Regions from separate parts of the Homo sapiens genome. Here region 1 is linked to region 2. A link is a contact called in ENCODE Hi-C or POLR2A ChIA-PET data. All regions are on one chromosome and are shown on one strand. Each heading gives the region's core, a stretch centred on a gene start or an enhancer-like site at or near the end of the contact. The rest is flanking DNA. Distances are from core to core; before and after follow the strand shown.

What was found. Hi-C counts contacts between places; a loop is a spot of excess contacts on that map. ChIA-PET counts read pairs that join two places held with the same protein, here RNA polymerase II (POLR2A). Pooled maps may share reads with other maps.
Region 1: a map of PC-3 shows a loop between it and region 2 (5-fold over the local background). The contact joins two enhancer-like sites. A Hi-C loop is called at or near these places in 2 of 168 maps with a recorded cell type or tissue (PC-3 and esophagus muscularis mucosa) and 3 of 50 pooled maps. POLR2A ChIA-PET finds 5 or more read pairs at or near these places in 1 of 52 experiments (H1).

The regions. Positions count from the first base shown.
Region 1 is chr7:20,401,365-20,405,490 of GRCh38, reverse strand. It overlaps ITGB8 (integrin subunit beta 8), which reads right to left. Exons shown (of 14, transcript NM_002214.3): 10 at 3,365-3,770; 11 at 638-863. Among named protein-coding and RNA genes, the nearest start is that of ITGB8-AS1, 72 kb to the right of the region's middle. Within about 2 kb of position 1,915, at least 3 of the 41 ENCODE cell types and tissues checked have a DNase peak (open chromatin) inside an H3K27ac peak, as active enhancers do.
Region 2 is chr7:20,197,861-20,201,813 of GRCh38, reverse strand. All of the region lies in intron 1 of MACC1 (MET transcriptional regulator MACC1), which reads left to right. Among named protein-coding and RNA genes, the nearest start is that of MACC1, 18 kb to the left of the region's middle. RefSeq lists enhancers at 148-197, 2,284-2,383, 2,414-2,463. Within about 2 kb of position 2,318, at least 14 of the 41 ENCODE cell types and tissues checked have a DNase peak (open chromatin) inside an H3K27ac peak, as active enhancers do.

The DNA of each region.
Region 1 (4,126 bases), core at 666-3,165, 200 kb before region 2:
AAAAAAAAAAAAATTAGCCCGGCGTGGTGGCGGGCACCTGTAGTCCCAGCTACTCGGGAGGCTGAGGCAAGAGAATGGCGTGAACCCGGGAGGCGGAGCTTGCAGTGACATGTCACTGCACTCCAGCCGGGTGACAGAGCGAGACTCTGTCACAAAAAAAAAATATATATATATATTAAATATAAAACATAGCAGTAACAGCTAACATTTATTCTATGATTGCCATGCATCAAGTACAAAGGTGAGTTTTTTTATATGAATCATTTGATACTTTCACAGATATACAGCAAGGTATTATTACTATCCTCACTTTTGATATCAGGAAACTGAGGCACAGAAAATTATAACAACTTGTCCGAGATCACACGCTTACTAAATAGTAAGCTGGGTAGCAGGCAACCTCTAATTTCAAAAAAAGCTAAGGTAGTGAGTGTCCAGATATACTCTGATGCTTCCACAGCTATCCAGGGGTCAAAGATTTGAATTCAAGTCTTCTAATTCATAGCATTTCTCATTTAATTCTTTTTTAGCATGGTGGTCACAATGTATCTGGCAACGTTTAAGATTAAGGAAGTCAGAACGAAAAAGGACAAAAGTAGCTATTCTTTGTGTATGTTTGGAGTCAAAGAAATCATACCAGTTTTCCTTGCAGGCTGTATAACAGGTGGGGCAGTGTTCACAGAAGCGGCCGATGCTCCTGGGATCGGTGCACTCACACCTTCCACACACACACGTGCCTCTTCCACTGCACACTTGGCCCTTTGAATTGACACAGTGCTGGGCTGCTGCTGAAGGGCACTGGCATCGATCACCTTCCCAGCCACTGAAGCATTGGCATCTGCCTGCTTCACACTCTCCATGCCCTGTGAGGAAGACACCGCAGGACCTATGTTATCTGGATCACTGACTTTGTAAAGAGTTTTCAACCATGGATTCCTGTATCATCTCCATGGAAACGCACTGACAGTCCAATGAATGGGAACAGCATCACTTTTTCATTGGTCTGACACAAACAGTGCTGGATTTAGGAGGGTCTGTTTTCAAAGCTGTTCTACTGTAGATAATCTCCCCATGCTAATGCACTCCGCTAACAAGCACGAAGGGCACCCCTGCTTCAGTGGCTGCCAGACTACTTGAATGTCATTGCATATTCCGTTTTACATTAAAAACACACATATCAAGAAACTGCAAAGGCCAAAGTAATGTTAACTGCCTGACTTGAAATTAGAAAAGATACAGGTATTTGATATGGCTTCCATCACCTATTCTCTCAGTCTTCTGATGTTGCTGAAGGCCTAGGATAACTTTGCAGGACTGTGAGGCAAACTTTTCTAGTGCTTCAGTACTGCTAGTGCCATGTTTAAAGATCAGGTCTCTTGAGAAGTTGAACAATTGCATTCACATCCTCAGTGCACTATTTAGTAAGTTAGCAGAGCAGATCCTCCTCTATACTGTGAGCAGTTCTTAGATGGTAAATGAAAAAAAGAAAGAAAGATGGTGTGTGTGGTGGGGGAACATTATGCATGTGGGGTGAAGAAAACATAGTTACACATAGTTAAATGGATTTTAGACAGTAAAAGTGTCCAAAACTTAATATGCCAATGTGCACTAGAAATCGTCAAAAGGGGGTACATTTCACATGATGATATAGGAATTCTGAAGCTTATCTAGCCACAAACCAACCTTCCTCTTTTCTCCCTCTCCCTTCCTTCCTCCTTCCTTCCCTCCCTTCCTTCCTTCTATCTCTCTCCCTTCCTTTCCTTTCTTAGCTCCCTCTCTCTCTTCTTTTATTGCTGAGCACCTCACAGGGTAATTGTTCCACAGATTCTACTGTAGGACCAGCTCAATTTGCTAAGTGTAAAACTAATGAGGTCCAGGCCAGACAAATGTCGGCCAAGCCCTCTGTGCTGTGCAGGCTTATGCTGACTCCCCGCCAGCAGGCCTGTGAACATGTGTTTTTATTCCCAAAGGAGACTAGTGGAGAAAGTACATGTCAGTTACAGTCTGCACTTACACAGAAACAATTCAAAGCAGATTCTCAACTGCTTGTGGGTCAGTAGTATCATACTCATATAGAAAAGCTAGTACATTCGATATTTCACTGCAAACAGAGACTGGGACAAATACTCAAATGTATTTGAAACCCTCTTGAGAGATTGACAGCTGTGGGACGTGACTTCAGAAAATTCTTTCTCTTCACTGTAAAATAATATTTTTCCTCCCTATAAAATACAGTAGACAACTGCTGCTTCATTCTAAAGTCATCTATAATCCATCCTACCCATGATGTCAGTTACAGTTGAATAAATGTTTGTATATTAAGATATTCTATGTATGTTACAGAATAAAAAGACAATTTTCCATTGCACATTTAGGTGATACAGGCCAAATTTTCAGCTGAGACTACATTATAGCATTTATTTTTTATAGGTTTGTTACGTCCCATATGCTTATGATGACGTTTCCATTCGTCAATAATTTAACAAATATTTATTTACTAAAATGCAAATACTAAAAAGATGTTTTTCTCAATGAGTAAATTTAGCACATTGTCACAGGAAAATTATCACAGAACTCAGATGACAGGTAGTTTATTTAATTCATTTAAAAACAGTATTTTGTTTTAGTTTGCTAATGTTGATTAGATTTTCTGGAATCTAACCTGTAGGTGGCAGTAAATTGAATGGCCCAAGAGTGATCTTCGTATTTTTATTTTAATTTATTTCATGTTTAAAATTTGGTCTGTGTGTGGCCTCAAGGACGAATCTTTTAGATTACTTAGTAAGGCAGTATTTTCTTGAAGAATGCTGTCCTTTGGCAGTTTTGTTGCTGGTGGTGGCCCAAAATAAACTGGAGAGGCTTAAATTACTGCCAGCTTAGAATACCATTTATAATAATGCATTAAGGATTTTCATATGAATGAAAAGTATACTCTTATAGCTCACTCCCCATCATCCTGACAGAAATAAAATCCTCTGAGCAAGTTGGAGGGAGTGACCATTTACCAGAATGAATCAGATCCTTCTAGAAGAATACTCTGATTCTTCTGGAAAATGTGTCAGATATCATCAGCATTTCCTTTTCTGGTATATTTCTTTCCAAGATCAAGGAAAGCATGAGAATAACAATTAATTTTAGGTTTTTATTTTGAAGCATTTCCTGTATAAAATAGGTTAAGATATAAATATCAAAATCACGTACTATAAATCTGTTGCCATGCCCTAATTTCATGGACTTTGAAACTTTGAATAACAAATTCAGATTCAGTTTTGCTAATTTATAAACATGTGATTTAAAGACACTTTAACATCTATGCTGGTGTAATAGTGACAAGTAAAAGCTGCCTGTATATATTTATACTCACCAGCACACAGATTTCCATGGTGATATGGACAAGAAAAGTCATCCTTTTCACAGTATTTTCCATACACTTTTCCAAGCTTAATTTTGTGACATGAACATTTCCCACAAACACAAACTCCTCGACCACTGCAAACAGGCTGATCCTTGTGTGACTTGCAACTCTCAGAAGAAAACTGATCTTCATCAAAATGACATTTATTCTCATCACACTGGAAACACTTGGAATCTAGAAAAGTTTCATCTACACACTTTCCTTTAGGTCCTCTGTTGTCCTCACACTGACAGCTGCAGTTTCTGTGTATATGAATTTTAGCGGTTTCATTAAAACCAATAGGTTTGATTATTGCATAGTTTTTTCCTCCTGTGACATCACATTTTTTCATTGTAACTGTTACATTGAAAAGAACCTAAATTTAGGAGGAAAAAGGAAATATATTTATATACCTTAATTATTTTTATTACCAATATTATATCTGTTAATAACTGAATTGATAAGAAACCATCTTAGAGAAATTAACGATATTTGTAAAAGAAACACATGTAATCTCTTTCATATATATGCAACATCTCTTTTTAAAGTCATTTATTTTCCAATGAATGAACTTGAGGGTTAAAGAATATAATAACTACTAATCCCTATATTGCACCATTAAATAGACTTGAGTGCAAGCCTATCTGAAGCATCTACCCCATCACTGATGATTAATTTCTTAGCAAACATGAGAAAGAATAGGCCATTTTCTAAACTCAGCCATTAAAATGT
Region 2 (3,953 bases), core at 1,069-3,568:
AGGTGGTCTTAAGTGCAAAACCTCAAAAGGGTAATTTATAATCCTTGGAGTTTAGGAGTCGAAAACAAGGGACAAGGTGAACTCTGTCCACTTCTCTCCATTCTTACAACCACTTTCCTAGTTCAGGCCACTGCCCTTGCTCTTTGTCTCTAGTTCTGCTTCAACTTTTGCTTTCCACCTTCCTGAAATGTAAATCACAGATGAGATCATGTCATTGACTGAACTTAAACTCCTCTGCGTCTTCTTTAGGCTAAAGTTCAAGTTCCTCAGTCTGTGTTATAAGTATGTCATGACCAGCCTCTGCCTTTCTCTGCATCCTTCCCTCTTGCCCCTCCCCCATCCTTGCCTCTGCCCCTACCCCACTGCTATGCCTCAGCCTTACTGAAGTGCTTGCTGCTTTCTGAACGAGTTCTGCTCACTCTTGTTTTTACACCATTGTGGATCATTTTCCTTTTACCTGAAGCACTTCATCCTGCTTCTCCCTACAAATTTCACTGTGGAGCTAGCATTTGAACCCAGATAGCTCAACCTTCAGAACCCATTTCATAAATTCTGCATAATTAGTCCATGGGGGGGACAGTCTGAGAGCCCCTCTTGGCCTCTTGTATTGCATGATCCTGCTGCTTCTTTCTTCCCTCTCTTTAGTTAAAACCTCAGACTGTGTCACATCCTTCTTTTGAGTGTGACCAGCTCTCATTCACCAATGAGATTCACTTAAATTTGATTCACCAATTCAGATGACATAGTACCACTTCTCTCCCTTTAGAATATTTTTTAAAATTAAAAAACATAATAATAGAAATCCATCCCACCAAATAACACCTAGTCATCTTGGAAGTTTTTAATAGGGAGAGGAACACTTCCTTGGTAGGCTTAGGTTGATACTTTTCTGAATGCAAAATGATATTAAAAATGTGCAGCAGTGAGTATGGCATGGACACTTGACCTGTCAGAATGGATGCTGGCCAGTGTATGGTACTCAGGTATTCTTACTGGATATCCACCCTGCCTGGAAGCAGAGAATAGGCATGAAAATATTGAATGGCTCTTAGAAACTTCCAGGATTAGATAGCACCCATGTTTCTAGCTGGGGTTGTGGGGGATATCTCAGGTATCTGACTGTGCATCAGTGAAAAGATTTCTTCTGGCTCCAGCAAAAAAAGAAATCAGGTGCTGATGGTTGAGTGCATTACTTCATCCCCCTTCTTAGGTAATTACATCACTCTGTCTCTCATGTCTTGTGATGAGTTTGGCAGTTTCCTAAACTAAAAACTTCCTGTAATTAACCTACGCACTCTTGCCTGTTAAATTTTGACAACAATTTACTTTCTCTTCCAGGATTTGTCGTTATGACCAGTAAATTGGTAGGAAATACTGATATCAAAGGTCTCCCAGTAACCTCTTTTTTCCTTGGAAGTCATCGTGTGTTTTCTTTGGTATTTATCAGTATTTTGAAGTATAACTTAATAGTGTTTGTTAATGAGGGATATAACTGTTATCTCTTTATCTATAACTGTCCATTTCTAGTAATCTAGTAATCTTTTAAATCTTTTAAATCTACTAATCTTTTAAATCTAGTAATCTAGTAATCTTTTAAAAGATTCTTCGTGTTTTTTCAGTTAGCCCCTGTATTTCCTTTCCCCAATAAAACTGTTATTCCCACACACTCCTAGGTGTTTATTGTGAATAAATATTTTATTATGAATTTTATTTATCTTCATCTGTAAAAGGAAATACATATATATGTATGTATATATACATACATATGTACACACACACACACACACACATAATGGTATAGCCACTTGTTTATCTTTATTCTCTATCTTGTTAATAATTGTATAGGATTTGGCTAATTCATTTGAGCCTTAAAACTTGGTTTGCAAGGTCGTTTTCCTTTATAAAAGCATGTATAACTCACTACTTTCTGATTGATTCATTTTATAGAACATTTAATTTTATTGTTTAAATTTATTTTTAAGATATCTGTTTTTACTTTAAAAATAAGTTTTTCTTAACTTTAAGAACAAGAAAAAGGTAAAGATTTAAAGTGAATTCTTCATCAACATTTTTGAATGACTCTGTACTCTTTGACTCACCTCTGTGAGTTCCTCTTCATTCACTTTGGTTTCTAATTTCATGTTAGTAAGTGCTCTGCTCTCTCTGTGTGCTTCCTGTTTCATTTGAAGACTTCCTTATTCTGTCATTTCATCCTTATTTCAGAGCATGCCTTCCTGATGATTATGTGACAAGGGTGTGGGTGGAGGATAGTGGTGTTGGAGAGGGCAGGTTGGTTTCAGGCCAAGTGGTTGCCAAGGCATCCATTCTGCCAATCAAGGCAAGCTGAGTGCTTCGCTGCTTTCTTCTGGGTTGAACTGAAGCCTCCAGTACTATCACACACACCAGGTCCCTTCTCCATGTAATATACATAATATTGCTTTAGATAGCTTTGGCTAGGACAATGCTTACTTTTTCCATGAGTATGAACAGGAGAAGATCAAACCTTGCCAACTCTTTATCTGTGGATCACATTTCTACCTTAGTAGCTAATAATTTTTCCTTCTCCTCACAGATTTCTTGTGCAAGCCTTGTATGAACCACATAATCTGTGTCTGTCTCAATTTCTTATCTGCAAATGGAGCTAATAACATTGGCTGCTTTTCTCCTGAGATAGTCCTGAGGATTAATAAGCTGGCTTTCAAAAGCACAAGTGTCTAAGATGATAGGCCCTCCATAAATTCAAATTACTATTATTGCCATTCTCCTTACATACTGGCAGCTGAATAATACACTCGCATAAAATATTATATTTACATAGACCTTTACATTTTGAGAAGTATTTTGTAACATTAACTTAGACAAGCCTTTCTCTCTGCACAGTCTCAGCACCACTCTTCTGTGGATAAAAGATTTGTTAGGCATCCTTGGTGGATCTCTCTTTTTCATTGAGTCTTCATTGTTTTGCCAATTCAAGTTACTATTATTATTTTTTAGTCCTATTCTGTCTCTGATTTGAAGGAATTGTTCTACATCAAGTCTCCTTGTGGTGCATGGGATTTATTCTTTAGATTGAATTAATTAGAAAATATACAAGTAATTTTGGCTTATAAATTGATAACCCTGTAAAAATCTTGCCTTGTTAGAAAGCGACAGAAGAAATTATAGGCGAGGCTGAGATCTAAAAGGAGAGCTCCAGAATGGAGGCTTGGACCAGGGGCAGACCAGGAGCTTATCAAGATACAATTGAATAATCAAAGGGTGGAGCCTGGACAAAATGTTTACTTGTCTGGTAAGCCTTAAATGTTTACATTGGCCAATTGATCCCCTTTCATCTTCTCTTGCCCACTAGGAGACCAACATCCATTAAACTCTAGTTTTTGGCAGTCCTGTTCTGTTCATTGTTTATATCCTGGACTAGCATGATATGCTTGGCTCTTTATCCCTCTATGATCTCCCATGCTGTCTGTGGATCTGATGCCTAATTCTGGTTCAGAAAAGCCCCTGGGACTTTACTTAGGCACCAGTTTAGTGCCTGGTTTTCCCAGCTCCCATGAAAGGGGATAAAACATTGCTTTGATCAATATCTCTTTGGTAATGGTTTGCTTCTCTTTCCACTACTCTCCTCCATACCCACATATCACATGCCCTCAGGGATCTCCAGATGATATGGTCTTCTTGAGATTTCTTGCCAATACCCAGACATCAGACCCTCCTGTCATTCCCTTTACCACCTGGATTAGCCACTGTGGTAACTGGAGGCATTCTGCCCCCAGGCCTTTGCTGTTTAAGGGTTTCACCACCAGAGGGTGGTATTTTCCTCTTAGGATCATTGAAATTGTTCATGTTGAAATGGTTTTTATTACATAAAATATTTCTATAAATGAAGTAGCCTATTTTCTAGTGAACAATATAAGCCTGTATAATATAAAAATAAAAATAAAAACAATACATGG